3 separate regions of the Mus musculus genome follow, and regions 2 and 3 are each linked to region 1. A link is a loop called in an ENCODE intact Hi-C map of the cell type or tissue named here. Cell type or tissue: left cerebral cortex. All regions are shown on one strand. Each heading gives the region's core, and the rest is flanking DNA. Links, peaks and the distances in the headings are about the cores only.

Region 1 (5,075 bases), core at 1,567-4,066:
ATGCGCGGAATTCTGATTCTGGTAATTCGTGCACTAGAGTGTCTATTTCGAGGCAGAGGAGGTATCATATGACAGCTCACGTCAAGGCAGCGTGGAGCCCTCTCGTGGACTCCCACCCACTTTCCCATTCACCGAGGAGAGGACTGCTCTCGCTGCCGCTCCCCCCACCCACCCCCGGCGAGCTAGCATGAAATCTCCCAGCCTCTGCCTAGATCAAATGGAGCTTCTCGCTGAAGGCGTGCGAGTATTACCTCCGCCATGCAATTTCCACTATCAATAATTTAACTTCTTTGCTGCAGAACAGGAGTACATATCGGCCACCAAAGACTCGCCCCCTCCCCCTTTTAACTGAAGAGAAGGGGAAATATATAGTAAGAGTCTAGAACCTTGGGGACCGGTCTTCCCCAGAGCAGCTGCCTTGATGTTTACTTTGACAAGTAGTGACTGAAAAAGGTGGGTTTCTTTTCTTTCTCTTTCCTCACCCCCCCCCCCGCCCCCGTTTGGTCTGCTGGGAAGCATATGGCTTTAGTGAGGTCTGTTATTGCCTAGGCTTCCCGGCTAGAAGCAGTAACTTGGTGTAATGCTATCCGGGGTTATTCATTAATAAAAAATACTGTTATTATCTTGATTGAATTCTATTAGGCACACTCCGGAGAGGTCAGGGCGCAAACTCTGGTTAAGCCGATGTGTTTAAGGTAGCGGAGTAAACCATAACCCCGCACACTCTGTGTAGTTTCATTGTGTGTTCGCTTTTTCTAGCTTTGTGGTGCGGGAAGGTGCGGGAAGGTGTGTCTGGGGCCGGGGCCTGGGGGTGGGGGTGGATGCACGCCCTCTCCCACAGAACTTGGGTGCTGGGATGGAAAAGATGGGGAGAGTTGCAAACCAGGGGAGAAAGATTTGAACGTGTGAGACTCACACTCGCTTCCTCCTACTCTAGAGCACATTGCGGGGAGTAGGGTGCCTAGGAACCGGGATTCGACCACCCCTCCTAGCAAAGGGCACCCTGCGGAGACCGCAGAGGGCAGGCACAGAGCTTTGGGTTTAAGCAGCGAGCTCCGGGGAAATGGAGAGAAGCCAGTGCAAGGCGATCAGGGATACCCCGAGGGCTTCCGAGGGCTTCCGAGGGCTTCCGAGGGCTGAGCCCCCGCAAGGAAAAGGCGCGTCGTCCCCTTTAAGCAGCCACCCCAATGGGTATCGGTGGCGCGGCGGAGCAGGGAGGGGATAGGGGCGGCGCTGTCTGACCAATCGAAGCTCAACCGAAGAGCTAAATAATGTCTGACCCCAGTGCCTGGCTCTGGCTGAGCTCTGGGTGCCCGTCGCTGCTGCCGTGCCGGGGCGCACCCGCTGGCTGGCTGTCGCACGGTTCCCAGTGCGCCCGGGACTCCCGGGCTTGGAGAAGGAAACCGCCTGGGGCGGCGCGCCACCTCCGCCTGGGAGGCTTTGATGAGACCCGGTTCCTTCAACTGCCACCACTGCCTTGGGGCAGACGAGAAAGCGCACGGGGCCCAGGGCAGGGCGCAGGGACCAGAAGCGTGACAACAATGTGACTCCACTGCCGGGGATCCGAGAGCTTTGTGTGGACCCTGAGGTAGGCGACTGCGGGGCGTGGGGCTAAGTGCGAGAGCCAGAGGCGCGTGCGCCCGGGAAAGTTGGCTAGGGGACTGAGAAGTTGTGGGACTGCAGAACTCCGGCTTCACCTTCGTCCCGGGACAGCGGAGGGGCGGGCTTGCTCCTGGGGAGCGTTCTCCCGGGATCCCACGACTCTGAGGGACAGTGCGACCCCAGGAATCCCTTCAGTGTGAGAGAAAAAGCCAAGGGAAGAGGACGACTTGCGCCATGGGAGCTAAGCCTGCGTCCCGGGGATCCCCGAAGTCCTCCCGCAGACGAGGAAGGGTGGTGAGAGAGATATAGAGCGACAGCTGTTGGGGGCTCAGACGGATGGCACCGGGACAGGGCTGGGATGAGAGCCCTTACCACCGGCTTAGGCACTCTCCACGCAAATTTGGACCGGGGTGGTGTGTAGTCCGAGAATGGGTCTTGGCGCCTTCTGTCCTCATCTCTTTTCCTGGGTATCACAACAGGCTGTTCACTGTCACCTGCTCTCTAGGGAGTACTACCAAAGCTTACTTACAGGTCCAAGGTCAACGTTTAACTAGGAAAACTTGGGACCCTTCTTATCGCTGGGGCCTGAAAGGGTCTGCGGAACTCCAGGACAGCCTGTATCCGACCCTCTGTCCATCCTGCGCACCTCCCTTTGGGCATCCTCCTGAGGAAGTGAAAGTTTTGACTTTCATCCGGGAGTAGGTTGGGTGTTTATGGAGGATGAAGAGGCTAGTTTTGATTTCCAGGGATGCTGAAACAGGAAGAGCAATGGATAAGCGACCTAAGCGTAGAAAGAAATAGCTGAAGATGGGGGCTTTGTGCTTGATGACAAGGAAGAAGGGGAAATTGCTGCCGGGGGTGGGGGGGGGGTGGTGTTGTTCCCCCCGGGGCTGCTGAGGGCGGTGAGCCACAGGCTGTGAGTTTGAGTTTGAACTGGTGTTTTAGTGAAAACAATTCGTGAGTTGGGGGTGGAGCCTGGGCTAGGAAACTGGGGATGGGGACTTGGGGATGGGGGGAGCCGGAGGGAGAGAGGGAGGATCCAAGGAGGAGGGAGGGGAGGGCCAGGAGAGCTGAGCTAGGAAGGTAGAGGGTGCCCTCTTCTGGCCACACTGGCAAGAGTAGCTGCTGGGGCTCGTCGAATGGGGGCGGGGAAGTGTTTTAGGGGCAGTTTTGCTGGTCGTTATGGGGGTTGCGAGTAGAAACTTGTTGAGTGGCGTTTTGAAACAGCTTCCTGAAGATGTGCGGCTCGGTTCGGAATTTTGGCTTGTTGCATTTCTTTCCTTGAGTTGCCGGGGTGCTTTGAGATACCATTGACTAAGTGCTAGGATTTTCTTGATCTTACTTGAGGGTCTTCCCGGCATCCTAAAATATCCGTCTTCTCAGCGTCAACAACAGCCTTTTAGCCCCTCTCACAAGAATACAGGATGTTCTTGTCTGGAAGTATGTTTCTGCCTGTTTATTAATCCTTCTAGAACTTATCCTTTTTTTAAAAAGAAAGCGATGTATAATTAGGAACAGTAATTGTTATCTAATTGTATATGAAAGGCTAAATGACTCCCCCTTCCCAACAATTGGATCAACTTACTGAAAAATATACCCCTCTTTTAATTCTTCTCCAAAAATCGATTCTTTTATACATTAGTTATAAGGTCAAAAGCCATTTTGATCCTTCGATTGATTTTTGTTTTGTCTTGTTGCATTATTTATTTATTTATTTTATTTACGGGTTTGATTCCTCTAAGCATCCGGGCCCCTGTAAGTTTGAGACACTATTTTCAGGTCGGAGGTATCTGAGGTTAGAACAAGAGCGGTTCAAGCTGTTACACACAATAGGCTTAGTCAGGCGCAGAGGATGAAATAACATTAGGGAGCTTTAAAAATAATTACTGCAGTTCACTGATTTTTCATAAGGTTTGGAGGTTTTGGTTTGTTCTTCCTCCCCTCCTCCCCAAGGCAAGAGAGAGAGAGAGAGAGAGAGAGAGAGAGAGAGAGAGAGAGAGAGAGAGAGACTTGTTGAAACGTAATCTCTACTGGAATTTGAAATATGGTAGTTACCATTATTGGAATTCCAGAATCATAAAGTTGTTTTCTGTTCCTCTTCTATGTTATTTTGTAAAAATGGGATAAATATTGGTAAATATTAATAGTAAATACAACGACACAGAACACACGTTGTATAGAGAACTGTTTTACGTCATTAAAATTTTCCTGTTTATAAATGATTCAGGAAGAAAGAAATAATTCCCAGATAAACAAGACTGTTGTGCATGACGTAGACATCTTGAAGCATTAGACCATTGCAGACACACTTAGACATAACATTTTTTAAAACAGACTAACAGTAATTTTTCACATACTTCTAGAGTCTCTCACAGCCCATTCAGAGCTTAGTTTGTAGTTTGGAATCATGCTTGTTTTAGGGTGCTACTTAAGGTCATTTGAAAGGATTGCAAACCTTTATGCATCCAGAAATTAAATCATTTAGGAAATCTGGTTTAGGATGCCTTGAAAGTATGCACCCTTTTAACTGCATACAAGAGGAACCTAGAAAGTGATCATTTGCCTAAACTGCAGCCATGGTTGCTTAAATCTCCTAAAGGTCCCAAGAGAGAAAAGGAGCTGGGTTACTTCTAGTTCATCTTGACTCGCTGGGAGGGAGAAATCATATTAAATGTAAATGCAAATTTCTAAAATCCTAGCACAAAGTCTTGGATTTTCTTTTAAAGGGGGCACCATTAAAATATAAGCTGTTCCCAGCTTCCTGTAATGTTTTAAGAGTCCAATTCTTTTTAATAGTCCCAATAATCTCATTTCTTCCGAATATAAATAGCTCTGGGTTGTAGCTTGGCACACGGAGCAGGCTGAGCACGCCCACCTGATAGTATAGCAACCAGCTTGTTTTTATTCTTTTTTAGATTCATCTTTGAAGCCTTTAGTAAAATCCATCTCCCCCTTCCCCCCTTCTTTCCCCACACTCCACATACCCTATATGTTGTAAATTGTAGCACAGTTGGCAGATTTGGGTTCTATAGATGTTATCTTCTAATCACCAAGAGAATCTGAGATGCACGACATGGAAGGAAAGGTCACACACAAGTAGTTCATTAAGAATTTAAGGTGTAGGAATTTAGTCCCGGAGTAGAGCAAAGAGCAGTTGTGGATTTTCTGAATGAAAACAGAACACAGCAAGAGGAGGGCAGCTAAACCTTTGACTGTTATGGAAGACACACTCCTGCTGCAGCAGTTATAGTGTACTGATCTCCTGCTAATGGTTAAAACACCAGCCTGTGTTTCTCTCCTTGTGGGGACGGTTTCCGTTTGTGTGAGGGGGCTCTTTTGGTCCTGTGACAGTGAGTATCTCTTTTTAATGGGGTAATTGCTCACTTGTCTCAACTTGTTTTCAAACAATTGTTATGAAGCACTTCGTTTCCACTAATTGCAAAATTGCTGCTTAATTGAAGGACTCTCAGCCG
Region 2 (5,075 bases), core at 1,548-4,047, 1.0 Mb before region 1:
TTTTAAGTTGAAGGTAAAGTTAGATGTGTCTCATTTTAAAGAAAATGGAATAGATGCTAATAGAAGTAAATAACATATTCAGCAAAGCTAATGCATAAACATCTATGATGATCTGAGGTCATCTGACTCATAACTCTAGTCTTCTAAAAATATATCATTAAGTCAAGTCACCTAATCCGGGAAAGGAACACATCTGGCATGAGTACTAGTCAGGACTACTAGTCAGGACTTCAGTCAGGCATGAGTACTAGTCAGAACTTCAGTCAGCTTTCATGCCTAGGTCTCACTCAGCGAGGATATGGAAAAGTTGGGTTATGGTTTGCAGCCATTCATCAAATGACTTTCAGGGAATCACATATGGTGGGAAGTTCTCAATAATAAACAGTAAATAATAGAACAGTGCTCACCCTTCATACAGCTTCAGAATCTGGTCTTTGGTACTCTTTCCTTCCCTGACTTTTAATAAGAATATTTATACCAAACAATTCTTTCTTATTTTAATCAATCATATACCTTGTTTCTTTTTAGATGCATTTCTATTGGAAAACCAATCATTTGGCTGGGACATTCAGTCTCAATCCTAGCTTGGCCTTCCCTTGTCTCCTGGAGACATCATTTACTCCTCTGGCCTTTCAACCAACACTTCTCTTTCCCACTCTTTTATCACACTTACTTCTGCCAAAGTCATTCCATGTAGGCTCGGTTTCTTTTGTTTTCCATTGAATGTGAAGAAACAGGTTTGTAGAGCTCCAAAGGGCCAACAAGAACCATATCCCAACCAAGAATGGTGTAGCACAATTCACAGCCAAGCTTGTCTGAATTTCAATCCAAGTACCTTCTCCTACCTCTTATCTCCATTTGGAATTTGAATAAAATACTGTGGTCCTAAAACCACCAGGTTATATTTCTTGGGAAATATGTCTATTTTTAGATGACTAAAGGAGATGGATCTTTAACTTCTAGACAGGCCAACTTTCCACACATAGGGAAAGAAATGCATTAAATGATCTGAGATTTCCTAGCAGAATAAAAAACAAAACATGGGTGTCAAGCACTCTCAGAGAAGAGGGGACACATGTGTCAGTTTATACCAGTCTCTAAAAATGAGGCAATAAACATATCTCTATTAACAGGAAGACGTAGCCCTCAGTCAGAGCCTGTAATTCAGCAGGTCTTTCTGGGAGCTCCATAAGTAAGTTCTGACCCTGTAGGTTCTATAGGAAAGGTACGAAGTCTCTATACTATGCACTTGACCACTGAAGCCAGTTGCTCTGTGACTTCTAATGCCAGTGATGTTTATCCCTTTGCTGTGCCTGTGCCTATATTCCTTCTTCCTCGATCTGAAGACTCCATTGTTCATCATTTTAAATATCCATAATGAAGAGTTTACTCACAACGATGGGAAATTGCCTCCAAATATTTGTTCCCTCAGTTCCGATGATAGACTCACAAATCCAATAACATACAAAGGCAGATTATATTATATGTAGAAACTAAAAAAATATAGCAAAACCATAAAAGAAAAAACAAATCCAGTTGTCCATTGATTGTGCTGCAAAAACCACAAGATTTTTGCCAATGTCATCCCTCTTATGCTTGCTTATCCACACAGCAGGTGGTATGGAGGAAGTAGCAGAGTATGGAGAGAATTCTCCCCAAGTCCAAGTGCTTTCTGACACATGAGGAAGTAGAATATACAACGAGCTAAAGGGTATCTTGATCTTAAACAGATTTCTTTGATATAAAGCAAAAATACCCACAGATATTGGTTTATCAACTCCAAAGTTTAGCAAGAGCAGGGAGTGCTGGGATGATAATTTGTACTGCAGAGGTGAGAACAGAGAACTAAAAGCCTGTGGGATACATCAGAAATAGAAGTAGTGAAGGACTGATACGGTTTCAAGGTATTCCCCTTGCTCCCCAATTTGTACCGGTGGTCCCTCACTGGTGGCACTGTTTGGGAAGGTTGTAAAACCCTTAGGAGGTGGAGCCTCAGGTGAAGAAGTAGACACTGGGGACAGGCTTTAAGGCTTTATAACTGGTGCCCCATTTATTGTTGACATTGCTTTATGAATGTGAATGCAATGTGAGCAGTGGGCCTCTATCACTTCCGCCATGTCTTCCATGCCTGGAGTCATGACTTTCCCTCATGGTGGACCTTTCCCCTCTGGAACTGCAAGCCTAGATAAACCCTTTACTCCCTTAGGTTGGCTTTGTCACATGATTTTCTCACAGTAGTGAGAAGGTAATTAATACAAGAACCAACCAAAGATATAAACATTTTAAAGAATCTCTAAAAATATAACTTAAACATAAATATTCTACTTCTCCATTACCGAATAATATCTAAGTTATGCCTTACTTAGATATTATTTTGTACAAAATTACTTCTTTTTGCCTAGATCTCAGAGCTCTGAGTCATCTCGTTCTTTATATTGGTAATCAAAATTTAACTGAGAGACACAAGCATGTAATCTAACACCATCCTACTCCGTATTGATATTCAATACTTTTAGCATAACTATACCACCCACCAATATACGTGTTAGAGGCACATAAGAAGCTCAGATTTGTTCATCTGAGCATTTATGTGACTGTGTCCTCTGATTAACATTTTTGTGTTTCAGCATAAAGAACATAAAACAGAAATACAACCAAGAAAAGGATAGAGGTTGCAGCAAGTTTGCATTCCATTTAAAACCAATGTGATGAACACATGCAGTCTTTCACTAGCTCAGAATGGGAATCGCCTGCCACCTAAGAGGAGATGGGGCTAGTGGGGTTAGTATGTTTCACATGTTTTTAGGGATCCATTAGTTTTATTTAAGACTTTATAGACCATACCTTTAATAAGTCACTTTGGAATTTATTGGAAATTAACAAGACGATTTCCTTCATACTTTCAAGAACACATTTTTCTTCCATATGTAGAACTAATAGAAGGCACCCCACCAAACTCCAGCTTAAGTAGAAAGGTGTTGTCACCTGATGCCAGCAGGGGGCAGCAAATAGCAAATGAGGCTAGGAGTTCAGGATGCACTCTTGAATGAAAGATGGGTAGAGTTTTGGGGCTCCCAGAACAGACGATGGAGAAAACAAGATAAAGAAAATGAGAGCTTAAGGATATGCTCCAAAGAAATAGTTAGTGGTAGAACTAAAAAGGTCAAACGCGCTTACTTCATTTGATTTAAGAAGACTCTGAAGTGTGCCAAACAATTTTGAAATGTTTTTCATTTATATAGTTACACTTTGTATAAAACTTATGTTTGAAGAATGAGATTCCTGATATCCGGAAACCTCAGTTTTCTATGAAGTTGCTATTAATATTTTGATGATAACTTCATTGAGCTAATTCTATATCGGTGTATAGTGTGTGTGTGTGTGTGTGTGTGTGTGTGTGTGTGTAGAGAGAGAGAGAGAGACAGTCAGACAGACAGACAGACAGACAGACAGACAGAATGGTTTTTTGTGTTTTTTTTGTTTGTTTGTTTTTTGTTTTTGTTTTTGATTTTTAGGGAAAAGTACAGGTCCCAAGCCTCCTCTACAGAGTTGCAGTCTCTTTAACAATAGATCCCTCTTACCTAAAGGTCTATACTTCATCTGAACTCTAAGATGAATTTCTTCAACTTTTCTTACACGGAAGCATTCACCATACAGATCCTTTTTCAGCACACCAGGATGAGCATAGTAAAATTTTCCATTCTAAAAAAAAGCCTCCAAATTTGTTTGACTCCACTCATCTAACCCAACAACTACTGAACATCAGCCAGTTCAAAGCTGGCAGGATCTTAGATCTCTGGGAAGAAAGAAAACAATACCAATAACTTGGGGAAACAATAGCTACATTTAAAAATAAAACTATCAATGTTCCCAGTTCCGTGTTTCATTCAGCACAGCACTTCTGTGCAGTGCTATGGAGATGTTTTGTAAAGTGAACCGGTGCATGGTTAAGATGTCAGCTATTCCAGTAAGAGCACAAGACAGCGATGTTAAAAACAAATAACTTTAGGGAGGGTTGTCAGTTGTGGATTGGCTGTGATAAATTGCCTTCATTGAGTTTCCTGAAATTACGAAAGCCTAAACGTCGTGGTCATAAAAGATTTAGGCAGTTGTGGGAAAGGAGCAGAGTCGGGAGGGAATTTGAAAATGTTCAAAATAAAACCTCCACATGCACTCCTAGTCTCATCTCCTCCCCCTTGTCCACACACTATGGGGGATCTAATAACACTCCCAGGCAAACGGAAGCAAGCCCTCTCTCGCTGCTTTTCTCTAGCATTCACATTTGATGTCAACACATCATAGCCCTGCATTTGGCAAACACTAGAAAATCCTTCTCTTATGTCAAGGGCCTGTTTAACTGTCCCCCTTTCTGGCAGAGTTCCTTGATTTTTTTTTATGGGCATAAAAAAATATCTCAGAAAAGTTCACTATGATTACAATGTCTAAAATAGTTACTATAGTTACCTAAATAAATAGGCTAGCTTCCCAGTTAACATTGATATAGGGGACATTGTATCTTAAATGCTTGCTCCATCAGTATGTGTTGTGTGACACGGTACATAATAAATACATAAAGTTAATAAAATTAAATTTAATTCAATAGATAAGAGATGTCCTGTTCATTATGTAGTATAGTGGCTTAAAGTAAACATTTTGTCAACAATTGACTCCCAATCCTAATGGCAGTATTATATCATTTTAGCAAAAAAAAAAAAAAAAAAAAAATTAATAGTGTTCTCAGCAGACATCTTTGCATCTCCAGTAGTGCTTGGTGACTTCCTAAGAAGATAGTCTTGCTATGTAGAAAAGTAGATTATTTTCCAATATTTCAAAAACTGAGGGCACTATTTTCAGCCAAGATAGAAAAATGAACCATACCTGGAGATCAATGCTCTCATTTGCCTAGCTTGCCTTGAATGCATCCATCCAAGGGGGAAGTTCTAGTTAACTCTGAAACCCCTGGCTTCGTTCTCCATGCTTTAATTCCCTGTGTCTCTGCACTCTCAGCTATTCACTGTCCTTGTGAGATTTCCTTTATCCCTTGCTGGTGAAATCTGGTATTCATCCCACAACAG
Region 3 (5,075 bases), core at 1,548-4,047, 1.6 Mb before region 1:
GTTTCAAATCAGCAGGAACTAGTAAATAATTTATGGAAAAATATCATCAGTCTCTTGAAATTAAATAAATCTTTGGTCCTTTTGCATAGTCATAGAATCCAAAAGTCAGAAAGATTAGATTTCCTCCTGAAGATGTAGTTTGCAAACTATGACTCGGAGTTAACTTGCAGCAAAAATGAATATGTGCCATTTCTTAAACTCTTGCAATTTATGATGATTTTCTATATACAGGATTTCAGCAATTGAAAAAAATCTAGAATTAGTTTGACTAAATTCAACAATTTCACTTGAATCAATTGACAAGTTGAAACTACTAGGATTTCCTTAAGAGTCAATTCAAAAAGTGATTATAATAATAATGATCAAAAAAGTCTGAGCAGGGCAGAAGACTCAGTACTTAATAGAATAATTTATATATATATATATATGTGTGTATGTGTATATAATTATATATATATATATTGTGCATATATATATATATATGCACAAAAATATACTTACAGGTGTTCAATTCCCGTCAGATAAACTGTTTGGCTTACTGTAGTATCTAATTCCAGTTTCAGGGGCTCAGATAAGCTCTTCTGGCCTCAATGGATACCTGTGTTTATGTGTTTAAACACACACACACACACACACACACACACACACACACACACACACACACACATATATATATATATGAGCAAAGATGAATTCCTTTTAAGGGAGATGAGATGTTTTGCTTCAATTCTTATAAACTATTATACATCATAAAATTTTCTTGGCTTTACTACTTAAAAAATAAATGTAAAACTACGGATTCTGCTTAACTCCTAGAGGCGTACATACTTCAAGTAAGACTATATATTAGTAGATTCTTTATATTTTAAGCCACTATGAAGTTTTTAAGAACTAACTGATAGAAAGCCATGTTTTGTTTTGTTTTTTATCAGAGTTGTACCATATATGGTATGGATGTATTTAGATATCTATCTATGCATATATGTGTAAGTAAGAAGAAGAAGAAGGGGAAGGAGAAGGAATGGAAGGGCAGGGCACAAGAGAGGAAGGGGAGTAAGAGCAGCTGTGATATGTTGTAGAAATGGCAGGAATATGTGGAGGCTAAAATGTCCTTCCTTATGTCACCTAAAAGCTGGATTCCCAGGAAAGCTGTTGTCCAGCAGAGTCTGAGTCTGAATAGCAAAAGAAAGAAGGAAGGAAGGAAAGAAAGAAAGAAAGAAAGAAAGAAAGAAAGAAAGAAAGAAAGAAAGAAAGAAAGAAAGAAAGAAAGAAAGAGAGTGCAGCTCTCAGTTGAGACTGAAGGTTAAAAGTGCCTTTTAGAGGCAGGACCAGACTGGTGCAATCTCAAACTCTGAATTCATAAATTCTGGAATTTGATATCAAATAGTATAAGAAAAGGATATCTCAATGTCCTAAGAGAGTGCTGCTTATCTCTATCCCCCTCACCCTCTTCATCCCCCCTCCTTTCCCTAAGGTCCCCTGTCTCTTTGTTTGTTTGTTTGTTTGTTGTATAACATCCTGAAACTCCTATGTTTACACATGTAAGGACTGATCTTCTTTCCCCATTGTTTTATGGAATCGTGTTATTTTCTTCCAAAAACACAGTTATAGACACATTAGAGATGTGTTGCAAATGCCTCATTCTTCCTTACCCTGCTCACCGTCTACTGTGAGGAATGTACTTTTAAGTTCATTAAGTATCTTTGGTTTGTTGCTTGATTTTCCTCTCCTTTCAGAAGTTTGAATTATTTGCTTGATGAATTATTTGTCCAATAATTTCTGGCACAATGAACTGATCCTATTTTATAAAAACGTATGGCCTTCTTCTTAAGATTGAATGTTCATAAAGAATTGCATTTTGTGTTATATTTATACTGTGGCAAATTAAGCATGCCAACTAAAATTCTCTGCTAAGTGACCCAGAGGCAGAAGTCCCTGAATCTTGGGGTGACTCTGAATAAGACCATTTACCATCAGATTATGGACATGTAGTTAACCTCATTCTTTAAATGTGAGACAGTATCTATGTCTAATTGCTATTGTATCCTCATCCCCCTTCCCCAGAATTTGACTAGATGCCACTTCTTGAGGTATCCCCTAAAAAGTTGCAAATTATTAATCTGTAATTAATATTATAAAATAAATTTACTTAATTCAGACTAAAATCTATTATATAATTGAATAGTATAAGTATTATGAATCAAATTATTCAATTCACCAAAAACCAATGTCCAAGAGGCATAATTTGCTTTGTCTCTTTGTCATATTTAGGTCATCAATCAACTGGGATGTTTCCTCCAAGTGACCCAGTGAAATACTCCAATGAAATAAAACATGCTTTATCTCTAAAAGAAGAAATAAGCCAATAGATTCAGAGGGCATTTTATATTTACAATGGATAAGAAGAATGAAATTTGTGTCACATATTTGCCATCATTGACACAGACAGTTAATACACTAAATTAGAGGACTAAAGAACAGCATGTTTTTCTGAAATACATCCTTGTGATTCTGCCAATGCAAATCAGCATATTGGTGAAGATTTCTGGTCCAAGTCACCCATGGTCTGCATTTGAAGATGTTTAGCTTATCAGGGAAGTCATTAGCCTTCAGAAAAGACAAGCTGTACAGGAGTCAAGGAAGAGGTCACTAATCAAAGTGGTTTCCTGGCCTCCATATGTATGTTGCCATGATTTTGGTGATCTGCAGCATGGGCTAAGATACCTAAGAAAGAAATTGCTAGATTCACAATTAAATTCAAACCTGAGTTTGGGATATAATTCAGTGGTGATGTACTTGCCTAGTATGCTTAAAGCTCTAGGTTTCATCTCCAGAATAATTTAAAAAACAACAAACAAAGAAAGAAAAATGAAAAACAAAACAAAACAATCTGAGGAAAGAGATACAAAAGATAATATTAACTATTAATACCCTACCATTCTAAAAAAGATACCTACCAAATCCAGCAAATGGAATAGTTGTCATAGAAAATGCAATAAAATCATGTAAATCTTTATCAGAAACATGGTAAATAACATTTTGCTCCAAAGAGATTATTATGTTGAACTATAATAAAGTCATTAAAAGCATGGTAATAAACCAGCAGGTGGCAGACTAGAGACAGAACATTTTTCTAAAGCCCCATGAATCAAGAAGAAAACATTGATCCATTACTTCAAAAAGAGATAGGAAGCATGGAGAAACAAGGAAATATGATAGGAAATGTAGTACTGAAATAGTAGATCAAAACCTGGAAGTAATGAAGGTTACATTTGTAAAGAAAGTAATGAACCAAAACAGAGACCTCAATCAAAACTGTAGGGAAGGGAGAGAACTCCATTTCCAAGTCTCATGTTTCACAAACAAAACAGAAAAGAAAGCCTCCAGAATCCAAGATCACAAAAGCACCATTTCAGATGCCAGACTTCACATCTAGGTGAAGCAAATGTGAGAAATCACTTAGTGTTGCTCTGGTGTGATGCTACCTGTTAAGCTGGGCGAGAACAGGGAGAAAGAGGAACTGCATGGGAAGCACACAGAGTTCTTCAAACTCGTTTCTCTAAACTCTAGAGCTATAACTTCCCCAAGTAAGAACAGTAGGTGTTAAGGAACAAAGAACTGTGAACATCCCATCGGACTTAACCTGAACTAAAACTAAGTTAAGTAAGTGTGCTCAAGCTGAGATTGTAACCCCAGCAACAATAATATAAAAATATTCATCAACAAAGCAAAGCATGAGCATGTATGTGTAGGGCCATACCAGAGTCTCAGATATTGAAACCAACTGTGGAAAAACAAGACACTTAACACATTCAGAAAACAGAAGCTGGTATGATGTCATCTATTCTCAACCAGCACCCCATTCTCAGAGCCAAAGAATTACTAACGAATTGCTGACTCTTGTAACAGATGCTTGAACTGATGAAAAAAAATTGGGTAGTTTTGACAACAGCTGAGTTGCCACCATAAACTGATTCAGTTGAGGCAGAGACATTATCTGATACTGTAAGCAAGAAAGAATTATGGGGTGGTAATATAATTTTCATTATGTCTATGTTTGAGAATTTCATGCATGCATATATGCTTTTATATGGACTCATGCGTTCTCCAATCTCTCCTCTATACCCTACCACAGCTGCTGCTTTTCCATCTCAACTTTGCCTGTTTCACTTATCTAACTCACTGTGTTCTCTTAGTGCTGTCTATAAAATGCATTGCTGGATGGCCATTGGTCAAGCATGGGTCCCCTCTCACGAACCTCATCCATGAAGAAAATTGACATTTTGCCTTTCATCAACCAACAATTGCTGATAGAGCCACATTTGGGCAATGGGGATGGGGCTATCACATGAGCTCCTGCATCACTTATGCTGAGATTTCATCTGGCTTGATCTTGTGTCAGCTTATGCATGAAGTCATAGCTGCTATGCATTCATGTTTTCAGTGGCCATATTTTGGCCAACAAATACTGTTACATTTCAGACATCTGTAACCTCTGGATCTTATAATCATTCCTCCCCAACTTCTGCAAAGTTGTGCAGATGACACTTGCTTTGAATTTTTATGTGTGTGTTTATATTTGAGTACACATAAAGTCAGAAAGCTAGTAAGAGGTCATGGGGTATTTCAGAGGAAGAGGGTAGAATACAGGCAGTATAAGTATAGAGTCATGAAATAGAAATTATTACATGGGGTGGAGGATGGCAAACCAGGATAGACAAGAAAAATATGAGATTGTAGGCTTATATTTTGAAAAGCCTACATTAATAAAGGCTCTTAAATGCTTCAACCTCCCGTATAGCCCACCAAGCAAAAGTAGGGAAAAATGATGGCTAATAGGACAAGTGGGATATGAACCTGTTTAATAGTAATTCTTTGTGGGTGGTTCCAATCTTGGTTGTAAACAACCCAGTCTACTCAAATCAGCATCGATGGCTCAAACCAGAGGAAACAGGGGTGAAATTTAGTGAAGAAAGCACAGTGAACAATGCAGAAGTGTCATAAGTGAAGACCAGCATTAGAGAAGCCCAACAAAAGACCAGGAAGGTGAGCAAATGCCAGAGTCTAGTCTACTG

The links. Hi-C counts contacts between places; a loop is a spot of excess contacts. Peaks named below come from ENCODE experiments on the same cell type or tissue, not always from the same donor. Only the 100,000 strongest peaks of a DNase experiment are listed, where the experiment ranks them.
Region 2: it touches region 1 in a loop (8-fold over the local background); 15 of 42 quality-filtered maps call a loop at or near these places.
Region 3: a loop joins it to region 1, with 4 times the contacts of the local background. A loop is called at or near these places in 4 of 42 quality-filtered maps.

What each region holds. Positions count from the first base shown.
Region 1 is chr2:109,692,322-109,697,396 of GRCm38, forward strand. It overlaps Bdnf (brain derived neurotrophic factor), which reads left to right and starts at 1,242. Exons shown (of 2, transcript NM_001048142.1): 1 at 1,242-1,588. In left cerebral cortex, for the core only: a CTCF peak has its summit at 2,708 (motif pointing left); DNase peaks (open chromatin) are centred at 2,023 and 2,701; H3K4me3 peaks cover 1,498 bases; H3K27ac peaks cover 18 bases.
Region 2 is chr2:108,687,282-108,692,356 of GRCm38, forward strand. No RefSeq gene overlaps it. Among named protein-coding and RNA genes, the nearest start is that of Gm39905, 190 kb to the right of the region's middle. In left cerebral cortex, for the core only: a CTCF peak has its summit at 2,999 (motif pointing right); a DNase peak (open chromatin) is centred at 3,003.
Region 3 is chr2:108,107,221-108,112,295 of GRCm38, forward strand. No RefSeq gene overlaps it. Among named protein-coding and RNA genes, the nearest start is that of Gm23749, 30 kb to the left of the region's middle. In left cerebral cortex, for the core only: a CTCF peak has its summit at 3,099 (motif pointing right); a DNase peak (open chromatin) is centred at 3,120.